Regions from separate parts of the Mus musculus genome. Here region 1 is linked to region 2. A link is a loop called in an ENCODE intact Hi-C map of the cell type or tissue named here. Cell type or tissue: heart. All regions are shown on one strand. Each heading gives the region's core, and the rest is flanking DNA. Links, peaks and the distances in the headings are about the cores only. Region 1 overlaps Spaca3 (sperm acrosome associated 3). Region 2 holds the start of Gm31228 (a long non-coding RNA gene).

The links. Peaks named below come from ENCODE experiments on the same cell type or tissue, not always from the same donor. Only the 100,000 strongest peaks of a DNase experiment are listed, where the experiment ranks them.
Region 1: a loop joins it to region 2, with 5 times the contacts of the local background. A loop is called at or near these places in 2 of 42 quality-filtered maps.

What each region holds. Positions count from the first base shown.
Region 1 is chr11:80,866,272-80,878,265 of GRCm38, forward strand. Spaca3 (sperm acrosome associated 3) reads left to right here. Exons shown (of 5, transcript NM_029367.1): 5 at 1,367-1,543. The coding sequence ends at 1,433. Among named protein-coding and RNA genes, the nearest start is that of Spaca3, 14 kb to the left of the region's middle. In heart, for the core only: a CTCF peak has its summit at 7,010 (motif pointing left); a DNase peak (open chromatin) is centred at 7,010.
Region 2 is chr11:80,815,583-80,827,576 of GRCm38, forward strand. It overlaps Tmem98 (transmembrane protein 98), which reads left to right. Exons shown (of 7, transcript NM_029537.2): 4 at 84-117; 5 at 1,921-2,036; 6 at 4,348-4,407; 7 at 5,630-6,451. The coding sequence ends at 5,837. It overlaps Gm31228 (a long non-coding RNA gene), which reads right to left and starts at 5,617. Exons shown (of 6, transcript XR_001780272.2): 1 at 5,508-5,617; 2 at 4,892-5,044; 3 at 1-709. It also overlaps the pseudogene Gm11207. In heart, for the core only: CTCF peaks have their summits at 5,968, 6,167 and 6,421; a DNase peak (open chromatin) is centred at 5,839; H3K27ac peaks cover 743 bases.

The DNA.
Region 1 (11,994 bases), core at 5,686-8,185, 52 kb after region 2:
GATCACAGGGCTCCCAATGGAGGAGCTAGAGAAAGTACCCAAGGAGCTAAAGGGATCTACAACCCTATAGGTGGAACAACATTATGAACTAACCAGTACCCCAGAGCTCTTGACTCTAGCTGCATATGTATCAAAAGATGGCCTAGTCGGCCATCACTGGAAAGAGAGGCCCATTGGACACACAAACTTTATATGCCCCAGTACAGGGGAACGCCAGGGCCAAAAAATGGGAATGGGTGGGTAGGGAAGTGGGGGGGAGGGTATGGGGGACTTTTGGGATAGCATTGGAAATGTAATTGAGGAAAATATGTAATAAAAATATTTAAAAAACTGCTCATCGCACAAGAGTGAAAACCCAAGTTTGATCCCCAGAACATATATTAAAAGGCTGGTATGTTGGCATTTGTAATCCCAGCACGAGGAAAGCAGAGACAGATTTCTGAGGCTCGCTGGCCAACCAGCCCAGCTTAAATTGGTAAGCTCCAGGTTTGGTGAGAGACCCTGTCTCAAAAAACAAGGTGTACACATTCTGGGACACACACCCCCAAAACAAAGATATCTGTGAGCGATACAAAGGAGTGGTCCCCAAAGTGTATAGCAGACAACAATGGAAGGACCTACATTGGCAATCAGGAAATGTTGAGTGCATTGTAGCCTTGGACAAGTGGATAAGTTAACAGCACTACCAGAGTTTTTCATTTGGAATATAGGGGAGATAATATCTACCCAATCAATCTAATAGGCCATCTGGAGACAGGAGGGAAATAGTTATAAGTGGGTAAAAGGTCTGCTGGCATGTAAACCATGAGGGCTATACATGTGTAAGACATGCAAACTGTGAGAGCTATACACATGCAAGGTGTAGCTCACTGTCCCCAGAAGCACTTGGGTGTAGGAAAGGCGCTTTGGATTTAGGCTCCAGGTTCCAACTTCTAACCCTTTGATAAGGACTAATGGGTAAGCTTGTTTGTATCCGGAGCATACTAGTTTCTATCTCCAGTGGTAAAATAAGGTAATATTGTCCTTTTTTGACCCTCTGTGACTGCTGGCTGGCTAGCTCAGCTCACTGTTCTCCATCCTCCTAGTCCTTGTCTTTGCTCCTCTTCAGTTTAGAGCCCTTTACCTTTTCTTCTCTCTCAACAGCAGCACCCAGACCTGAAGCTGATGTGGATTCTTTCTGCTTGTTTGTTGAGACAGGGTTTCTCTATGTAGCCCTGGCTGTCCTGGAATCTGCTCTGTAGACCAGGATTGCCTCACGTTCAGAGATCCACCTCCTCTGCCTCTCAAGTGCTGGGATTAAAGGTTCGCACCCTCCCCCACCCAGCTGCTAAAGTGGACTCTCTTCCTTCTCGTTTTCTATCCCCAGGGAAGCCTGGAGGCACCACTGCCAGGGCAGGGACCTCAGTGACTGGGTGGATGGCTGTGACTTCTAGGACCCTCTCTGGATGGACCAAGCCGCATACAGCTGGCTGGGAAGTGTGGACTTGTTCCTGACCCAGGCTTGGGAAGACAAGCCAAGTAATAAAAGTCTAATTTGACAGAAGCATGATTTTCAGTTTTCTGCAGGTCTACAAGTACCCATCGGAAGTCAAGGCTTTTTCATCTCATTTGCTCACTTGGGCTTGGCTTCAGTAGACTTCAAGAAGCCTATTATGGAAGGCTTCAGTGGGGGGGGGGGGGGCATCGTCTGTTCCTGCTTTCCCCAAATCTGGCAGAGTTTGGGTCTAGAGTTGCCAAATTTAACAAAAACCAAACCAAACCAAAAATAGGATACCCTGGTTGAATTTGAATTTCAGGAAAACAAGTAACTTCAGTCGACAGGTATGATTCAAATCTTGTATGGATCAAACTAATCCATATTGAGAATATTGAAGAAATTCTATATCTGGAATTCAGATTTAACTGGGAGCCAATGCAGTTTTACCTGGTGACCTTAGATAACCCCTGGTGTAGTTGGAAAGGTCCCAGGGATGCTTGCTTCCTGCAGCTCTGGTTGACCCCTTATATCCTGTGGTGCAGAGGGACTGAAAGGGAAGGACCACAGGGTTTCCTTAGCTTTATTGGCCACCTTGGTCTTCAGTGCTCTCTAGAAGTGGGATATTCAAGAGTCACTGACAATGATAGCTGGTCACTTCCTGGAAGAGGAAGTCACCAAATATTACCTTCCTTTAAGAAGCTGAGAAATGAAATGGATACAGAACATGTGGTTCACTTACACAATAGAATACTATTCAGCTATTAAAAAACACACAGTCATTATGAATTTTATAGGCAAATGGATGAACTAGAAAATATCACACCAAGGGAGGTAACTCAGAAGGACATGCATGGGATACACTTATTTATAAGTGGATGCTGGCCATAAAGTACAGGATACCCACGATATACAGACCCAAAGAAGCTGAACAAGAAGGAAGGCCCAAGTGAGGATGCTTGAATCTCACTTAGAAGGGGGAAACAACAGTCCCAGGAGGCAGGTGGAGGGAGGGTACTGGCTTGGAGAGGGGATGGGGAGGGAAAGAAGGGGTTCAGGATCAGGTGTGGGGAGAGACAGAGGAGAGAGAGGGCCAGAGGGCTGAGAGACTGAATGGAAATTGGTTGCTATGAGGGGCATCTCTGGGCCCTGCCAGAGACCTGGGAAGGGGAGGCTTCCAGGAGTTTATTGGGGTGACTTTAGCTGAGACTCATAGCAGGGGGATGTGGAGCCTAAAGTGGCTGCTTCCTGTAGCCAGGCAGGACCAGTGGAGGGATAAGGACAGCAACCCATCCACGAAACGTTCGACCTAAAATTAGTCCTGTCTACAAGAAATGCAGGGACAAAGATGGAACACAGACTGAGGGTATGACCAACCAATAACTGGCCCAGATTGAGACCTGTCCCATAGGCAAGTACCAATCCCTGATAACATTAATGATACTCTGTTATGTTTGCAGACAGGAGCCTAGCATAACTGTCCTATAAGAGTCTACACCCAGAAGCTGAGTGAAATAGATGCAGAGACCTACACCTAAATATTGAATGGAGCTTGGGGAATCTTATGGAAGAGTTGGGGGAAGGATTGGGGGATCTGGAGGGGTTAGGAACTCCACAGGAAGACCAACAGAATCAACTAATCAGGGCCCTTGGGGGCTCCCATAGACTGAACCACCAACCAAAGAACATACATGCACTGGACCTAGGCTCCCTGCACATATGTAGCAGATGTGCAGCTTGGTCTTCATCCAGGTCCCCCCAACAACTGGATCCAGGGCTATCCCTAAGTCTGTTGCCTGCCTGTGGATTCTGTTCCCCTAACTGGGCTGCCTTGTCTGGCCTCAGTGGGAGAGGATTTGCCTAGCCCCGCAGAGACTTGATTTGCCAGGGTGGACTGGTACCCAGATGGGGACTTCACCTTCTCAGAGGAGAAAGGATTGGAAGATGGGGATGGGACTGTATGAGGAGGGGACAGAGAGAAGGGGAAATCGATCAGGATGTAAAGTGAATAACATAAGTTAATGGAAAAATACAACCGAACAAAATGTAAGAAAAAAAAAAAAAGCTGGGAGATGGGGTGAGGCTTGCCAGTGAGTTTAAGGTAGAAAAATGCAGAGTGCCCTTTCCAGTATGTGGGAAGGTCTGTGGAAGGCAAAGATCTCTGAGTCAGTTACCAGCGACATATGTGTTTAAAGGAGCAAGGTAGGCAGGGTCTTGAAATGCTCGAATAGCAATTGTCTTAGGGTTACTATTGCTGTGAAAAAAAAAATTACCACTACCAAAAGCAACTTGGGAAGAAAAGAGTTTATTAGGCCTACACTTCCGTATCACTGTTCATCACTGAGGGAAGTCAGGATAGGAATTCAGACAAGGTAGGAGCTATGCAAAGGCTACTTACTGGCTTGTTCCCCATGGCCTGCTGAGTCTGCTTTCTTCTACAACCCAGGACTACCAGTCCAGGGATGATTCCCAATCACAATGGGCTGAGCCTTCCCACATCAATCACTAATTAAGAGAATGCTCTACAGGTTTGCCGACCACCCAACGTCACGGAAGCATTTTCTCAGTTGGGCTCCCTCGTCTCAGATGGCTCTAGCCTGTGTCAAGCTGACATAAAATCAGACAGCGCAGCTGTAGAAATGATGGGAGATGTGTGAGAAGAATGAGTGTTGACTTCAGATTGTAGTGTCCTCCAGGAGGGCTTTCACTGAATCCCGTGTACGCTCAACTGTAAGCTGGGGCACGGTTGGTGGCTCCTAGGGGGATGTCATTCAATGTCACTCAATGTTCACTTCCCCCAAACTGCCGAAAAATACTGGAGAGGTGACAGACCATCTACGATTGAGGAAATGCACTGGTTTCCACTTATGGCTGGACTGGCCAATGGGTGATAAAAATGGGAGCTGTTTATCCAAGTGGACAGTAATAAAAACATCTTGCTAAAAGGTGACATTGATGACTAATGGATCTATTAAATCATGAAAAGCCCATGGGCTGACCATGTGGCATGCATTATCTGATTTGTACCCTGGGACAATAATAATAAAAGAATGTGGGTACCACTATCATCCCTATACTGTAGATAAGGACACAGATTCAAGGAAGGGCAATTTGTACCTGAGTCAATCTGACTCCCCGAGTATATACAGTCATCGTACGTGGATAAAGGGTCAAAGAACCCAGGACTCATCTATCTTGGCTGCTGTAACTTCAGATGTCTGTGCCTGCATCGCCTGATTGCTCCAGTGGGCCTCATTCAGTTAGTCTGAGAAAGGAGTCCAGGAATGGCGGAATGAGGCTCTTGGAACCAAGGGGACGGTTGTTAGAAGGATGTGGAGGCTGTGATCATAGTCTCAGGCCTCTTTAAGGTGTGGCTGAGCAGTGTCAGGTCTGGATAAGAGGACCCTGGCGGCTTGGGCTAGGGAGTTGACTGGGAACAGGTAGAGATGGAGAAGCAGTAACCAGGAGAGCGCTCTGGTCAGTGTTACAAAGATGCTTGACAGTGCATAAACTCACCCAGGAGTAGAAAAGAGAGGAGCACCGAGTCCCAAGCTCAGTTCCTGAGAGAGATGCTCAGCTGTGTTAGGTACTCAGGGTAAATCTTGGTGTCCCCGTTCCCATTTCCCCATCAGCCTCCCCTACAGTCCCCTGCTCTCAAAATCTTGCCTATTTGACCTTTATTTTGGTTGTATGTGCCTACTCCCCCCCCCCCCCGCGTTTAGTTTGGTTGTTTGTGTGCCTACTGCCCCCCCCCCCCACGTGTGTGTGCGCACTCGCGTGCAGGCACATACGGGGGTCAGAAGTTAACCGCAGTGGTGTTCCTCTGGCACCGCTCACCTTGGTTTCTTTGTTTTTGTTTTTGTTTTGTGACTGGGTCTCTTACTGGTTTGGAACTCATTGATTAGGCTAGGTGGCTGACCAATTGGGCTCTAGAGATCTTCCTGTCTCTGATTCTCCAGCATTAGGATCACAGATATGTAACACCCCCCACCCCCTGGCCAACTTTTAAAAACTCAGGTCCTTCTGCTAGTGTGACAGGCCCTTCTTCACTCAGCCATTAAATTAAGCCCTTCTCTCTCTTCCCTGGGACAGTCACAATGGCTTCCTAAGAGGATTTGCCTCTTACCTTGTGCTGCTGACACACCTCCTTCAACCTTGCCTTGCGTTCTGACCACAGGGTCTTCTTCACCTTCAGCTCGACACTCAAATTTGCTCCTGATATAGGAGGGCTCAGCTGACTAGAGTTCTCTCTCTACTCCCCTGAGCTTTTTACTCTAGCGGCTGCGTCCCGGAAGCTAGCTCACTGGGATCAGCACGCTTTTCATACCCTTCTCAGTCACTCATTAGACTTTCGTTCACTGACTCTGTGCTTTGAATGCAATAAGCATCAGGGCCGTTGTAGCTCCCAGGAAGGCCATTTCGCCAGATTGTTTAGTGATTACTCCTTTCTTCAGTCAGGGCTTACCTCAATCTCACCTCCTCAAAGTGAGTCTCTGACAGCCAGAGCTGAAGGAGGCACCTCAGTATTCCTTGATACTACCTTACCAGGTCCTACCATCAGCCATGATTTCATACACATCTGAAGACACACACACACAGACACATAGACACACAGATGCAGAGACACACCCACACAACCACATCCATCCAGTCTCTTCTACTAGATTGTAACAAGCAAGAGAGCAGGAACTTTGTTTCTTTTGTCTCCAGCACGTAGAACAGCTGAGCATAGTACTCAACAAATGGATGAGCCTCCTGAAGGTCCAACTGCTGTGTGAACGAATGACGAATGACGGGTAGGCACTCAGTTTGTCGAATGAGAGGGTGACAGATAGGCCCTGATACCTTTAACAAAGCCACGACTCAGTCTATGGTATTGCTAAGAACAACCTACGTGGCAGGCCTCTGCTTCCCTCCAAGTAAGTACATTGCTTCTCCTGATTTCCAGGAAATCACCCAGGCTGCTCTTTATCTGAGTCAGACCCACTGCCTGCTAAGTCATATCTGTCGGCTGACAGGACCCAGCATGATTGGCAGAGCTGGAGCAATGGGGTTTTCTCTCCAACCCTGGCAATCTGACCTTGGGAAAGTCAGCATTCCTTTTAGGCAGAAGAGCTATAAAAGGCCACCTTGAATGCTACGGGCAGGAAAGGGACAATCACATTGCTTGGCACAGTCAGGCTCAAGAAATGCTCCTGGTGTGCTTTCCTGAGCTCTGGGTGTACTGAAAGAACCAGCTGCCTCAGGGACCAGTGGGCATCCTCAGGCTCCACCTACCCGAAGACCTTTCCTGTGTCCTATTTCACTAATTGGAGGGAGAGGAGAGGGCGTGAAGGGAGGGAGGAGAACGAGTTTGGTTAAAGTGGCAGTGTGGAAGAGTATCAAGTTTGGTAGGAGTTCCCATTCCAGACTAGAATCGCTCTAGGAGACAGATCTGAAGCAGGCTTTTCTTTGTCATTAGCCAAAGGACAGATCTATGCTCTGGGGATGACTGGCAAGCTATCCTATCTGATGCTCAGGTCAGAAGTCAGCGCCCCCTGGTGGCTCTGGTGGATATTGCCGATGCCCTTCTTTGGCTGAGGTCATGGTGTTCTGTGTGTCCTCTGTGCATCTCTGAACACTCTGGGTGAGCTGGGCCGGTGGTGGTGCACGCCTTTCATCCCAGCACTTGGGAGGCAGAGGCAGGTGGATTTCTGAGTTCGAGGCCAGCCTGGTCTACAGAGTGTGTTCCAGGACAGACAGTGCTAAACAGAGAAACCCTGTCTCAAAAAACAAAAAAAAAAACACAAAAATCAAAATGGCCTCCACTCAGACAGAAGTCAGCATTTCTGAGATCCATGAGTGGCATAGGTGCTGCTTTCCTTTGCCTGGTCAGACACGGAAATCGGAACATCCTCTGTCTTATGAGCTAGGGTGTGGTGTGGCCAAGAATCCTTTTGCCATGTCAGTAACCATCAACCTTGACGGAGTCGGTGTGTGGAATGGGATGTCTTTGTCTTTTCTGTTTTAAAAAGAATCAGGCACCCCAGGGTTACTTTCCAGAGTTTCCAGAACCTTCCCGGTCAACAGACGAGGGGTCACCCTCAGTTTCAGAAGGAACTTGAATCTTAGAAGAGGTCCAGAGCTCGGCTGCCATGATACGGCTCGATTGCCTGAAAATAAGCTGGAAAGGTCAGGGTACAAAGGCCACTGTTTGTTCTCAGCCCATTCTGGCCTCCAACTCTGGACCAGCATTTGGATTCCCAGTAGGCTGGAACCCAGAGTAGGGAGATGCAGCCTGGGGAGAGAGCAGAAACCAAGCAGGGCCTTAGCATTCTTCCGACCCTCCAGGTTTTCTGCTGGTTGCAAACCTTCACTTAGTATGTCTCCTGCATGCGTGTGCCTGTAACTTCCAATCCTTTCTCGGAGCCTCAGTCAGCACCCTCCCTAACTCAGCCAGCCTCCTGTGTCTGTGTATTTATTCTCAGTGAACAATGTGACCCAGGCATTTGTCCCTCTTGCTGGTCAGCTGTCTGCCTAGCTAGGCTTTGAGCTTCCTGAACACAAGAGTTGTCTTTTCCCCTGTGTGAGTTCAAACCAGTCCAATCCCAGCACGGAGAAAGGAAAGTGGATGCAAAGTCCAACTCCTCGCCGAGAAGCTAGGAAAGGGAACATCAGTTTCCTTCAATGGCGTGACACTGGGCATGCCAGCCACATTCCAGGGCAGGATTCATGCTCAGGAGTAGTTGGGCCATACAAAATAGACTCCATGGTTTTTAGTGTGTGTGCATGCTTAAGAGAACAAAGGAATATGAAGATAGATTCATAGGGATACTCTGAGAGTAGGTGGAAGAGGGAAAGAACATAATCAAAACATATATAAAAAGTTTTAAAAAGAATGTTTTCCTAACTGTAGGAAACCCCCAGGGCTTGGCACAGTACCTGGCACATAGTGGGCCCACAGAAAATGCTTATGAAATGATGAGCTAGGGGTAGAGTGGCCAAGGTTGCCTTCTCACCGTCTTGAAAGGAACCGAGCTGGGTATGAGTTGGTGCTCAGCAATGATTCTCTATCAGACTTGTTTTAAGTGGGATGCGATCCCCTTTAAAAAGAAACCATGAACGCCGGAATTATTTTAAAGACAAATGGCCCACAATAGCGGTAAGTTGGGCAAATGAATATGGCTCAGAGAAGCTCTTCAAGGAGGGTAGACATCTAAACTCCACCTCCCAACACCATTCCAGGCATCCAGTCTCAGGATGTAGGAGTTTCTATGATCAAGCAAGCTTTGCATTGGTGCTGGCTACTTCTGTGTCAACGTGACATAAGTTAGAGTCATCTGAAAAGAAGGAACCGCAATTGAGAAAATGCATCCGTAAAATAAGCCTCTAGGCCAAGTCTGTGAGAGTATTGTCTTGATTAATGACTGATGTGGTAGGGCCCTCTCCATAGGGAGCCATGCCACCCCTGGGCTGGTGGTCCTGAGTTCTATAAGAAAGTAGGCAGAACAAGCCACGGAGGGCAAACCAGTAAGCAACCGTCCTCCATGGCCTTTGCATCAGCCCCTGCTGCCAGGTTCCCGCCCTGACTTCCTTTATGATGCACTGTGATTGGGACATGGAAGGTGAAGTAAACTCTTCCCTCCCATGTTGCTTTGGATCTTGTTATCGTATCACAGAGAGAACATACATACTAAAAAAACAAAACAAAACAAAACAAAACAAAAAAAAAAACGGTGAAGCCTGGCTGTGGTGGCATGCACACACACACACACACACACACACACACACACACACACACACCAGGATTAGGGAGGCAGAGGTAGGCTGATCTCTGAGTCTGAGGCCAGCCTGGTCTACAGAGCAGGTTCTAAGGCAGCCAAAGCTACACAGAGAAACTCTGTCTAAAACAAAAACAAAAATAAAAACAAAAACAAAAACAAAAACAAAAACAAAACCCAAACCCAAACCCAAACCCAAACCAAACCAAACCAAACCAAACCAAACCAAACCAAACCAAACCAAACCAAACCAAATCAAGCCAGGAAGGCTCAATGGCCGCCCAGGACATCATGTACAGATTCCCCTCACTTAGCAAGCAGGCCATGAGCACGTCTGTAAAGCAGGTGCTCTCGTTGCTATTCAGGTATGCAGGTCTCTTCAGCCCTCAGAATCTCCACAAGCATAAAATAATTTTACGAAATCGCGTTCCTGAGTTTTCTTGTGTGTATTCATTTTCTGCTCACTCATTCCATCTGCCATCCGTGAGAACGTGCTCACTCGCTCACACGCCGCAGCAGGTGTCAAAGGTTTAAAAAAAAAATTAAGGAGGAAAAAAATTGAAATTGATCAAATCCTATCTTTTTTTTCCCTTCTGCAAATTGAAAAAATGACTGTCATTGTGCCATTTAGGGAGAAGAAACATCAATCGCTCTTTGTGTGCTGGTGTGGGCTCTTTAGGAGATTAGTCAGCACTCTCTAGGGCATGGCCAGCATCAGTGGGGCCATGGAGGGTCACTGACTGGCAACCTAATGCCTGTCCCCATGGTTATGAACATCATTCCTGGGTGGGGTGGTGGGGAAGGATTCATCGTTTCCACTTTGTTCTAAAATGGGTTTGTGATCGAAACAAGATTAAAAATCAATATGTTACAGGAAACAAATAGTAATGAAGAAACCTTGGAAAAAGTCTCTTATGGACCTTTGTACTCTCTCTCTCATTCTCTCTCTCTCTGCATGTGTGCACGTGTGCATGTATGTGTGTATATATGTGTGTGCATGTATATGTGTTTTCTATGTGTGTGTATGTATGTGTGTACATGTATATGTGTGTACGTGTATATGTGTGTGTATGTATGTGTGTACGTGTATATGTGTGTGTATGTGTACACATGACTTCATTTTCCTCTATCATGTCTTTTCTTGGGTTTCCTTGACCTTGTCCAGTCCCCCTAAACTCTGCCTATTCTAACCTCCTGGACCCACCTTACACCTCTTTTCATGCCCCTTCAACTGGGACCCCAATCCATCTGTATACTTGTTAGTATTTCCACTCAGACTGTAAACTCCATGTGAGGGCAAATGCCTGGCACACAACAGTCGAGGGGATGAATAGTGGATCTGTGTTCTTCATATTTTGGCTATTTGCTTTTTATTTTTCTCCTGTTCCCTTCTCCACCTCTGCCAGGAAGCTTTCCTAATGCAATATGGGGACTGCCCCACTGTATGTGGGTCGGGGCTGGATGAACCCTCCTGCAGAAGGAATTCTTTGGCCTCTCTGAACCCCCTTTCTCCTCTGTAACCGGGAAGTTCAGTCACCGAGGCCTGAAGGAGCCCCTTGGCTGTACAATTCCAGGAATGGAAGACTCTGAGTCTGTGAAGGAAGAAAGTCTCCTGGCTTCCTTCTCCTTGGGTCCCTCTGTTCAAGTGGGCTGAGCCAAGCTTCCTGGAAGGGGCATGTCACCTGGCAAGCTCACCCCTGTGGGTGCTGGGCTCCCAGTGGCCACCTCTAGCTTACTAAGAGCCAGAGCCTCCAGTCCCATCAGTGCGTGTGGTGCTGGAAGCTACTCTCAAGGCACGTTCACAGTTAAAACATTCACAAAAATAGCTTCAAGCTGGAGAGAGGAAAATAAAATAACTCTGGCGTCTTTGCCAAAAACAACAAAGCAACAGCCTGTGCGCAGCCAGCTCAGTTGCTGGCAGAGCTCGGATGCTCGCAGAAGGACTTGGTTCTTTCGCTCCACTGACCACAGCAGCCTGCTGGACTGCCTGTGAGGCCTGGGGCCACTCATCAATCAGTTTATCCCAGCCTCCAAGGCCACTGAGCGTCACCTTGAGGTATGGCCACGTGACTGTTCTCAACTCCAAGCCTATGTGTCATCTTTGGTGATCGTTTAGCTTGTGACATGTGCCCGAGTGACCTCTGCACCCATGACCCCTCCCAATCATCACTCTAAAAAACGTCTGTATGAATACTTATTTGTAATGACGGCAAGAAAAACAGACCACCACTCTCTGGAAGTTAGACTATCTTCTGTTAACCATGGACTAATTGATACTGGTTATTAGTTTGTTCTTTTGTAGTGTGTGTGTGTGTGAACATTTAAACAGGCTAAGTACATAGACATACCCTAAGCTGAACAAAGCTGGAAACCCCAAATAGGAAGAAATACATAGATATGTGAGCCCCAAAGCTATACAAATGTGTCTAAACACTCTTTGGCCCATCACAAAAAATGAGTCCTATTTCTAATTTATCGCTCTTGGAAGGAAGCTAGAAATCTACTGAAGCAGTTCAAATATCATCTTCAGTTGTTAATTTTTAAAATGTCTGAAGTTGTCAAATTGGAAGAAAGCAGAGGCATCAGATAGGATCCTACATACACAAATAGACACTTCCCTTTGTCCCTGTCCCTGATGGGAGAGTCTGAGGTCAGCCTCCAGACCCCCCATCCTTCCACATTTGCTGGTCTTGCCACCAGTGGGACACTTTCCAGTTGGCTGAAGTGATGGGTGAGTTTATCTCATAGACGACTATGGCC
Region 2 (11,994 bases), core at 4,791-7,290:
TGCCGGCTGAAGGACAGAGGGGGGAGCTGGATGGAGATGGGCACTTCAGAACAGTACTGATAACTTTCCTCTTGTCTCCCCAGGGGCCTCATGTCCCACTGCATCGCCATCTTGAAGGTAATATTCAGATCTCCCTGTGAGGTCATGGGCAGTTGTGGGAGCGCCTCCAGTATACATGGAGCACTGCAGGTGTACATGGAGTTGACCTTGCAATGGTCCCTTGTTAGCCTCATGCTATATTTCTTCTGTCTGCTGCCATCTCTCCCTATCGGGTCTGTTTTACATTATCATTATAAACATCCTCTTTAGGCTTTTCCCCAGTCTAGTCATCTTAACACAGTGACTTATGGAAAGGACGGCTTGGGGGTCTCCAGTGATAATTTTCCAACCATGGAGAAGGCTGGGTGTCTGAGACCATGGAGCTGCAGCAGCAAGGGCCTCCCTGGGATCCTTTATGAATTCTGAGCTCAGTCCAGGGAACACAGCCTGTACTTAGGTTTCAGTTACTACAGGGTTCCCTTTGGCTTCCTTGGTGACAATAGTCAGACAAACAGGACAATCAGAGTTACCAAAAACCCAAATTACAAGCTCTTCCACTTGGAGGCAGACTTTGGTCTTGGAAGGCTTGGAAGATCACATCCAAGTTCCACTGTTTCCAGCCGCATGGTTCTTGCGTTCGTTTCTCAACTCTCGCCTGATATCGTCTCTCCTAATAGAATAATAACAACATGCAAATACTTAACAAAATGCAAATATGAGCTTCTGCACATCAGCGACCTTATCTCTTTGTCTACTAATTATTCAGTATTTCAAAAGAGACAACTCGCTCTTTTCTCTAAGGTCACTCCATACAGGATATTAAAAAACCCTGTATTTGCTTCTTCTTTGGCTATCTCTGTAGAAAACGGTGGCCTCAGAATCAGGAAGTTCCTTGGATGTATAAATATGGCTACACATACAAATATGGTTATAGGCAAAGGTAGCTAGGTTCACAGATTGGAGCAGGAAGCCATATTACATTTACCTTTGTCCAGACATGATATGTCCTGGGCCTTGTTTTTCTCCTGTCCTTTTTCATCAAAGGGGGAGGGCCCTTCTTCTTGGATTGGGGAGCTCAGATAAAGAAAAGGGCTTCTGAGCTTCCTCTTGAGACCCCAGGATGCCTTTGCTCCCCATTCTCCCCTGTGGTGGGAGAGTGGAGAGCGTGGATCTTCCTCCTCAGTGGCCTCTTGACCACTCTTCTTCCTGCTTCCTAGCCTCGAGTACCAGCAGGTAACGGGGCTTCTTTGCAGGGATAGAGGCATGCTTGGTTTTAGCATAAGGGAATACAGAAAAGAACCACACGCCTTGGAGCTGGCCAGTGGTGCGGGAGGAAGAGGAAGAAGCCCACGTGTTGCCATTTTGCCTTTGCCCTGCTTTTTCCAGGGCCCTTTTTATCATCACCTGGAAAAACGTACAAATAACCCACAACCCTCAAAAACTGTCAGCATAGTTGTCTTTATTGGAGAATGTGCCTAAAGAAAAACAGTTGCCCTTTGTCCAGCCACATTTCTGTGAGCACCCCACTGGAGATATTAGCCATTTAGAAGTCTAAACCATGAAGTAATAGAAAGTTTCTCCCCCAAGTCAAGGTGGTAAAATTGGAGCGCGTGATTTTTCTTAGATGGATTATTCCAGCTTAGTCCTCTTTGAGCTGAAGGTCTGTCCTTGATCTCAGAGCCCTTCCCCCTACAGCTTCCACCCAGGCTATTGGCTTTTGCCTCTTTCCACCCCATTTCCTCTCATCACTAGGGTAGGAGCCAGTTTACCAGCGGTGCCCAGGTTGGGGCCGTGTTCATCTTTTTCAGGGTGCCAGAGCCCTTGGTGTGGGGTTGGGGAGCCAGGTCACCCACATCACATCTTGTCTCCTTGTTATATTAGATTTGTCACACTCTGACAGAAAAACTCGTTGCCATGACAATGGGTTCTGGGGCCAAGATGAAGACGTCAGCAAGTGTCAGTGACATCATTGTGGTGGCCAAACGGATTAGCCCCAGGTGAGTGGTCAGTGGATGTGAGGTCCCACAACGCCACAGGGGAAACTGGGGTAGCCAGCAAGGCCAAGTACTGCTTTAAACAGTAGGTCTGCAGTCTCAGTTATCCGAACCCCCAGTGCATACAGAACTGCCTCCCGTGGGTATTCCTAAGCTGAGGTGGTCACTCATCATTTCTCTTGCCAGCATAAGCCCTTTAACAGCTCGGTATAACTGGGCTGACAGAGCCTGCACTCAACAGTGACAGCTCCTACCCTTACCGGTCAGCCTCCCTTACCCTGCTACGAAGTGGCTGTCAGCAGGCGCAGTTCCCACTGGCTCCTATGTTATAGCTTCATAGACTTTTCAGCCAGGCCCTTAGGTCCAACCCTATAAGTATACTGGGGACTGGTTTGAGAGATAGATACCTTTCTTCCATGGTGGCTCTCATTCACTGCTTGATTCCCATCCTAGCACTGGGTGGGAAGGGAAGCCACAGCACATTCAGACCTCCTGAATTCCTGGCTGTCTGCAAAATCCCCTGTGGGAGGTACCCGGCAGGGCCTCAGTCAACAACTACACCCCCTCAGTTGGACTGGATTTTGCAAAGAAAAATAAGGCCCTTTTCTTAGAGCAAAAGGACCTGCTAAATGCATGCTGCCACCTGGTGGCTGGTATGTGGATTGGCTATCAAATGACGGGATTCCAGGAAAGTGTTCTTATCAAGTCACCTGACCCCTCTGCCTGGAATGGCCTCCGCTGTGCATTCCTGGTGTCTGGGTTAAGTCACAAGCAACCAGGCTTTTCTGTCTCAAGAATAACCTAGTGGGGCTCAGGAGGAGCCATGTGGCGAATCCTCTGGGAAATACAAGACTTGGAGTACTTGAACTCTGTCTAGGTAGTCAGTGAGTGGAGACGCTGAGAGGGAGGATGCAGGCCGGAATAGCTCCTGGCTCTGGAGTTCCCCCATGGGTGTAAATATCTGGTTAGCATCAGCGGCTTCATGAGACACGCCCACCCTCCCAGGCTCCAGCTTGTGCCAGGCGTTGCCGCTACTCTCCCACCATATTTAGACCGTGCAGTGCCCCTATCTCCTGGGCCCCTTCCTTGTGCATTTTGTTACTCTTGAGATCCGCCCCGAGGTGCAGGTTATAAGTAGGGTGTTAGGGTGCTGATTTCTGAGAGGGGACAGGGTTTTTAACAGTGTGCCAAGGTGAGAGTGTGGCATTGTCAGGAGGGCAGAGCTCTCTGCAGAGTGCCCTGGACAACCTCACTCATGTTTCTTGCCAGAATCCTCTTGTTTTCTTCATTTGGCCTCATGAGTTCGCCCTCTGGCTGATATTTGTCCCCATGTCCTTCCTGTTTAATTTTCTCCATCTGTCACGATGATGATTTATTATTTCAGGGAGAGCAGTTTCTGCCTTGGGCTCTGCAGAGGGGGAAGGGGCTAGTTGGGTGGGACAGACACATGCTGAAGACCGCCGTGCTCACCAGCTCCTCCGGCCTGAGAGTGAGGGCTGTGTATTTTTCTTAGTGCTTTTAGAAATCAAATTATACAGTTTTTTTTCTTTGTACCAAGTGATCATGGGAGCAAAATCTTGTACCCCACAAATCAGAACAGGTAGGAATGTAACTTAAAATATTAGCCATGGACTGACTATCCAGGACGGAAAACACACACACATACACACAGTGGAGAGGTTTGAACTCAAATTAAGAGGTGAAGTGACTTTTTTGGGGGGGGTAGTGTTCTATATCACTGTATTTGTATCTTTAAAAAAACCCACAAAAGTAATAAATGCTTATAAAAGTTAAACTACTTCAGGAATAGATTATCTGAAAAGTGAGGTGCTCCCTAATTCCACCCCCTCCCAATTTGGGGAGATTGGCCACCATAAGTGGCAAGCATCCCCTTAGACGTCCCCTCTTGCATTTCATAGCTTTAGTTTACTGTTTATATATATACACATATATATACATATACACATACACACACACACACACACACACATATATATATGTTAAAGGGTACAGCATGCTCATGCTTGGTAGTAACCTTTTCAGTGTCGTAGTTATCCTCAGCATCGCTCCCTATGTGTGACCTCACACATTTTAACCATTGGGATGAAAACAAAAACAGAGAGCAGGGATATTCCCCAAGTAGAATCTGAAGTCTTTCTGTTAGACTCCACTGGGTATGCAGAAGCAGGTAGAGAAAGGACTCCTAAAGGTGGGTGTGTAACAGCACCAGAGAAGTCTGGAGTGACAACAGCAAGGAAGGAGGAGGAAAAGGGACTAGGAAAATGCTCACAATTGTCCCATTGCCTCCCCTCAGAGTGGACGACGTCGTGAAGTCAATGTACCCTCCACTGGACCCCAAGCTCCTGGATGCACGGTGAGAGGGAGGAAGTGTGACTCATCTTGTCTCACTTCAGGGTCGCTATTATCAACCATGTCAGGTGGGCTGCTTGGGTTATGAAGAGAGGATGTTTTTCCAGATTTCCAACCACCCCTGGCTCTGGGTGAGCCATTCAGTGAGCTGAGCCTGGCAGGTGATAGAGCCCAATCTTCCTCCTGAATCCCTAAGAGGAAGGTGCCAGCCATGTGTCAGCCTTGGCTCTGCAGGCTTAACTATGCTAACTGGGCCTCCCTGCCCTCCACGCCCCATTCCTTCCTCTGATCTTTGGACTTACCCAGGTGCCACACCTTGCTGGAAGCACTGCCCAGTGGGGCTGTGGTGAGGTGAACCCAGCAATGAGAACATGTAATACCTCAGCCACAGTGGAAGACACTCCCCATCAGGTGTTTCGGGAACCCCTCCTCCTCCACTCCCCAGAATGTACTCAGCCCTATCGAATGTAAACCCATAAAATACCTACCTGCTGTCTCCATTTGATTGGTGAGGCTCCCACTGACATGTTGTGTAATGGTTGCCAGGTGGCGAGTAAGTCATGACACGTTTCTCTGCCCACTCTTAGTGTTGTTCAGCTTTTCCCATGGGTTAGTAATTGGTAATGGAGCCCTGAATACATCTAGCACCATATAAAATCATTTCAGAGTGAATCTTTCAACAAAAAAAAAACCCCAGATCAAATAAAAAAAAAAAAAAAAAACCAACAAAAACCAAAGAAACAACAACAAAACCTTCCTTCTCAATTTGATTTTCAATTACATTTTCTTTAGCGTTGAATAAGCCAGCCCCAGGCTTATTGATTTGTGATCAATAAGGGATGCTCACTGAAGAGGGATATATAGCCCATCTTTAAGTGGGCTGCAGTTAGAGATCTGCTCATCCAATTGACCACATCCAAACTGTTTCATAAAACACCCTTCTGGGAGCTGTTAATGGGTGTGTTGCAGAAAGCCTCTTCTACTACCCGAAAAGCTCCCGTTTCCCCATGGAGTTATGTTAATCTCATCAAAGGCTCTGAGACCTTCTGTTTAAAGCCAGCCATCCCCCTATGTGTGGCTCCATTGTGTTAAGTAACTGCTCACCTTCCAGGGAAGGGTCTCCGGTTTGGGGAACACTAACCTAGAGTGTGTACTCATTTGGACTTCTGTGCAAAGTTCCCCACTTTCTACAGAGTCTGATCTCTTCCTCCCCCCCCCCCCCCCAGGACAACCGCCCTGCTGCTGTCCGTTAGTCACTTGGTGCTAGTGACCAGGAACGCCTGCCATCTAACCGGGGGCCTGGACTGGATTGACCAATCACTGTCTGCCGCTGAGGAGCACCTGGAAGTCCTTCGAGAGGCAGCCCTGGCTTCTGAGCCAGATAAAAGCCTCCCCAACCCTGAGGGCTTCCTGCAGGAACAGTCGGCCATTTAATCATCTCCGAGGCCCCATTTCCGCCCCTGGGCGAGCCTTCTACTTCCTGTAGATTTAGTTGTTCTCTAGAGCTCTGTCGGCCAGCCCTGGGTGCAGGGTAAAGCCGAGAGCCTCACGCTGGACAGGCTCTGCTGCAATGGCAAACAGTGGCTGGAGAGTGGCAGTGTAATCCCACAGTTAGGGGAGACGCTGTGTACCTCTACAGCAGAGCGCAGAAAGCTGCCGGGCTCGCTGCTACATTTAGTTCATTTAATGTTTCCAAGAAAATCGAGTTGCCCTCTAAGAATTGAGAGACTTCATATCAAATTAGAATTTCCGGCTTCTGAAAATCAAGGCGTGGCAACATGGACAATCAGAACTAAGTGGCTAGGTCGAGATAGTCTCTTCGGGTGACCCTTGTGCTCCCCTTGCTAATTTGTTTGTGTTCAGTGCTTTGGTTCCTGAAGCATCAGAGCTCCCCACCCCCACCCCGCTTCCCATGTATCTTCCGCTTTCCCATTTGTGTTAGAAGCTGAGGAAATGCGAAGTCAATTGTTTCCTTTTTATCACTATGCCTGCAATTTCGCTTTACAACCACCAGGCGAATAGTAAACTTGTTCTTCTGTTTTCCTCAAGTGTGTAGTTACCGAGTCAAGTGTATTTGTTGGGTATGCGGTGGAATGTGTAAGAACTGAGGACGGATGGAAAGGGCCCAAGAATCCTGAAGGTGCTCTGTGTGTGTGTGTGTGTGTGTGTGTGTGTGTGTCTGTGTGTGTGTTTGTCTGTCTGTCTGTCTGTCTGTGTGTGTCTGTGTGCATGTGTCCTTTATTTCTGGAATCTGTCTTGCAAATACAAAAAAGAAAGGTTCATTTTTTTATTGTTTGGTTTCTGTTTTTTTTTAATTTTAAATATTTATTTATTTCATGTATATGAGTACACTGTCACTGTCTTCAGGCACACAAGAAGAGAGAATCCCTGGGCTGGAGAGATGGCTCAGTGGTTAAAAGCCACTGACTGCTCTTCCAGAGGTCCTGAGTTCAACTCCCTGCAACCACATGGTGGCTCAAAATCATCTGTAACTGGATCTGATGCCCTCTTATAGTGTGTCTGAAGACAGCTACAGTGTACTCATGTCCATGAAATAAATATATAATTCTTAAAAAAAAAAAGGGGCATCCCATTACAGAGGGTTGTTTGCCACCATATGGTTGTTGGGAATTGAACTCAGGACCTCTGGAAGAGCAGTTGGTGCTCTTAACCACTGAGCCACCTCTCCAGTCTCTTCTGCAGAGATCTTGTCCTCACCCTGACCCTTGACTGCCATCATCAATTGTTTCTGTGACCTGGGCTCCAGGCTCCATCCAATGGTCTCAACAGGACTTCAAAGCATGTCTACTAGTTTGAAGGTTTCCTCAGGTTTGGCAGGAACCATGTGGACAAAAGTCTTGCAGAGATAGCACCCTTGGGCAGTCTAGTGACCAGATTCACAGCCTCTGAGTTTTTGGGATTAGGCACGTAGACTTCTTTCGTGTAGCAGACTATCCCCTCCTCCAGGGCATACAGGCACTTGTTCCTCCCAAGTCCCACATGAGCGCCTGGGTGTCACCTAAACTGATGCTAAGTGCCAAGGATGTTGCCAGCATGAACGTAGTGACCTTCCATTTTCTTGATGCCATAGTGATTTCCCACCAAGGTTCTTAGAGCTGCCACCTGTCTTCTTGGATGCGTGTCTGACAGCAAGTGCTGTAGGTGCTGTGGGACTCAGAAGGGCTGTCACTGCTGCCCGAGTCCTCAGCATAAGCACTGCCCTGGCCACCACTGCCATATTTGCCTCACATTCCTTGTCTTCTAAATTGTAGCCTTGAATTTGAGATCCTCCTGCCTCAGCTTCCACAGTGCTGGGATCACTGGCATCTAATACCACCCTCACTGATAATGGGCACTTCTCTGACCTGAGAACTCAGTGGGACCCAGCTCGAGGCCCCATACTCCAGATCTTGTCATTCCCATCCCATTCATGTAGGGGAGCCTGAAGGATCTTCTTTCCACAGGCCTGGATGTTGGGACTGGCTTGCTGTTGTCTGGGTCCTATCTCTGTCATTAAGCATGGTTGGAGCTACCTCTGACCTCAGTTCCATTTTCTCTGCTAAAACTCAAGTCAGCAGGCTCTTTAGTTTGATATTGAGGTACCAGGAACTCAGTCCTTAGGCCAGGATCTTGTTTGTCTGTGATTGGCATATTTCATTCTCTCCTGGCAAGAAGGCAGCTCTGACCAGAACTGTATGTACCCCTTTCAGACTGCAGGCTGGATTCCAGGGGAAACTTGTTAAATGTCTCCTTCCATCAGTCCTAAAAGTGTGTTATGCTGTTACCTCCTGCCCTGCTGGAAGCCGTGACTGGGAAACGTCCAAGAAAACAAAAACAAACAAACAAAAACCCCATTCTGCCTTTTTTACTTAAGGTCTCCACGGACAGTTCTCAGGGCCTGACTTTTGTCTCTGTTCTTCCTCTTTTAAGATCCGGTAGCATCACTGGACATCTGAGGTCGCAGTGGCTGCTACTGTGGTAAATGTCCTCTGGATCTGAACCCTTGTCCTGAGCTCGAGAGAAGCAAGTCTAAATTGGGATCTCAGTTGTCATTTACTCCGGGTGGAGGATGGGGGTGGGGTGCTCAGAGTTCTTTAAGGTAATATCTGCCATTGCTTACCTTTCCTGAGCCTGGGAGGCCTCCCACCCATCCTGGTATACCCTCTGTCAGGAGGACAGATTGCTCAGGACCTGAGGAGTGTCTGGGGTTGGGGGAGAAGAAAGGAGAGAGGAAGGGAGGGAGGGAGGGAGGGAGGGAGGGAGGGAGAGAGTGGGGGAGGGAATTCGTGCATGCACAGGCATGTGTGATATTACACAGGCCAGCTTTCCCAGTGCTGTGCAAAGGAAAAGCCTCTAGACAATGGCCACTGTATACAGGACCCAGGCAACAGCAAGCCAGTCCCAGCTACACCTTTGGGGTAGAAGGTGACTTCACTCCTCCTGACCCTTGGGGATCTTGCTGAAGTCAGTGCCTGCTTTGGGATGGCTGGATGGATGGTAAGTCCGGATCTCAGGAGTGTCTCTGCTGCGTGTAGTTTGCCAGGTAACAGATGCATCTCACGTCGCCAGCTGAGTAGTGTCTGTGGAAATGGTGATAGAGCCGTTCTCCCATGGTTATATCCTCCCTCGTCCTAGGACCACTGGCCTCCAACTCTAATGAAGAGATGACTCCGGAGGAGTAGGAATCCAGCATGAAGTCAGCAAGAGACTTGGAGTCAGAATTAGGTTTGAGTTTGTGCCTGGCCCTTTACTGTGGGAGCTGGGGCAAGTTCCTCAGCCTCTATGGCCATTCACTTTGCTCATCAGTAAAGTCAAGGTTACTGCTTCTTACTTTAGTGTGTCAATCAGATGACCTGGGGGAGTGTATGGAATGTCCAACTGTGCCCCTGGTCCTGACTAGCCAGTGTCCGCTCTGCTGTCCTGACAAGGCTCTATGCTCTGACTCAGGTGGCTCCAGACACATCACTCTAGTTACCATGGCTCTGTTCTAGTGTCCATGCCGTTTGTGGGTGAAACGGCTGAGTGGGGCTAAAAGTCTAAAGCAAGGTGCTGGGGAGAATGGCTGGCTCTGTCGATAGAGCACTTGCCATGCTAGCATGAAAGGATGAATTCAGATCCCCAGGACCCATGTAAAAAGCTGGAGGAAGTGGCACACATCTGGAATGCCAGAGCAGCTCATGGACCAGTCAGCCTAGCCAAATCGATGAGCTCTGAGATCAGAAATAGACCCTGTCTCCAAAAATTAAGGTGGAGAACTATGGAGGTCACCTGACATTGACCTCTGGGCTCTACGGTTTATATGCACTTTCATGCACACATACTTGCACACATGCACACACATAGACACAATCTAAACTCACTATAGTGAGTTTATAGGGAGAATAGTTTAGTCTTATTCCTGCTGCCCCTCCCCACCCCAAGTATGTTTAGGCTACCAAGACCTTCATGTTAATGGCTCCACAGTGGTCTCTTAATGTTCAATGGACTGGCTTAGTACAACCCTAAATTCCTCCCAGAAAACCTCCCCCAGCTGCAAAGTCTATGGGTCAGTTCTCTTGGCCTACAGCTTGCCCCAGTGCTCTCTGAACCCCTTTATTCTTGGGCTTCCTTATCTTCTGAGACTGTGCCCACCAGGGCCTGGTATTTAGAAAATGGCTCCAAATTCTAAGGCCACGAGTTACCTTCTGACCTTGGAAATTTGGGGATTTATCAGATAAAGAATTTTCACCCAGTGTCTACCTCCCTCTGTCTTTTTTTTTTTTTTAAGATTTACTTATTCTATGTATGTGTGTACACTGTTGTTCTCTTTAGACACACCAGAAGAGAGCATTGAATCCCATTACAGATGGTTGTAAGCCACCATGTGGTTGCTAGGACTTGAACTCAGGACCTCTGGAAGAGCAGTCGGTGCTCTTAACTGATGAGCCATCTCTCCAGTCCCCCACTCCCCATCTTTCTATTGTGCCACCTCTGAGGGAGGTATACTGTGCTAGATGCAAGGAACAAGCTCTGCCCTGGAAGAACAAGAGAAACATGGGAGCAGCTGGCAAAATCCGGGCTGAAGCTGACACTGTAATGGAAAGGCTCTCTTCAGACATACCAGAACATTGTACTGGTTGGCTTTTTCTGTCAACTGGCACAGGCTAGAATGAGGTGGGAAGAGAGAACTTCAGCTGAAAAGTATCCTCACCAAACTGGCCTGTAGGCAAATTTGTGGGGACTTTTCTTAGTTCTTGACTGATGTGAGAGGGCCCAGCTCATTGTGGTTGGGGCCATTCTCGGGCAGGTAATCCTGAGTTCTATAAGAAAGCAGGCTGAAGAAGCTCTAAGGAGTAACCCACTCAGCAATACTCTTCCTTTGTTCCTGCCCTGACTTTCCTGGATGGTGGACTATAAGCTGTAAAATGAAAAAAATCTTTATCCCCCATGTTACTTTTGGTTAGTGGTTTTAGTTAGTTAGTTTGTTTTTGTTTTTAATCACAGCAACAGAAACCATAACTATGACTGCCACAGAGAGGCACATGGGTTCCAAAGCAGGGAGAGGACACAGGGGGAGTGGAGCAGAATCCAGGATGCTGGCCAATGCCTACTGGAGATCTCAGGGGAATGGAGATGTGTCCTGGGCATCCAGGACAGCATTGAAGGGCCAGGGACCAAGAAAGCATGGCTAGCTTGGGAGATGCAGGTGCCTGGGAAACTGGGCAGGATGGAAGGATATCAGAAAGGGCATCTTAGGTGATATTAGGAACCCAGTGCCTCATCTTGAATATAAGGGGCATCATAGATGTGAGGCAGAGGGATGATATGGGCACATTTGCAATTACAAAGACAGGATCCATGGCCTTGGGCTCCAGGACTTGGGCACTTACCTGCTGCCCCTGAATGCTTACCTTCTCACAAGCCTGGGAGTCTTAGAACTGTGTCACAGCTTAAAGGCAACTGGGAAGCTTGTTTGGAACAAAGAGGAGGGGCTAGGCAGCAGAGCTAGACACACTGTGCTGTTTGCTTGTAATGCTTGGGGCCTCTGTGCTGAAACGCTTACGACCAGTGCTGAGCGTTGATTCAAAACCAGCTCCTTTTTTGCCTCTGCCCATTTGTACCTCTCTGTTCATTTTATAATTTGTGGTGCTGGCAATGGTGTCAAGGGTTTTACCAGCATCAGGCAAGCATGTTACCATTAAACCACACCTCAGCCCAGCTTATCTGTGTGCATGCGTATGTTCAATGTGCGTGCACGTGCATGCGTATGTGTACATGCACCAGAGAATTCAGGAGCTGTTCATCTTGACTCTTGTTTGATTTTTTTTTTTTTTTTTTGCCTGGGACTTGATGATTAGACTAGGCCGGCCAGCCAAGGTGTTCCAAGGACTCTGCCTGTCTCCATCTTCCCAAATGTGAGGATTAAGAGTGCATGCTGCTAAAAAAGGTTTTTAAAAGATTCAGGCGCTAAAGATTGAACTCAGGTCCTCACACTTGCTTTCGCTGACTTAGCTACCTCCCCAGCCCTAACAGATACTCTTATTACTCCCATTTTTCAGGGAATGAGACCAAGGCCTGCCTGGAGAGCTCTATTGCTTTTCGTGGTGAAGAA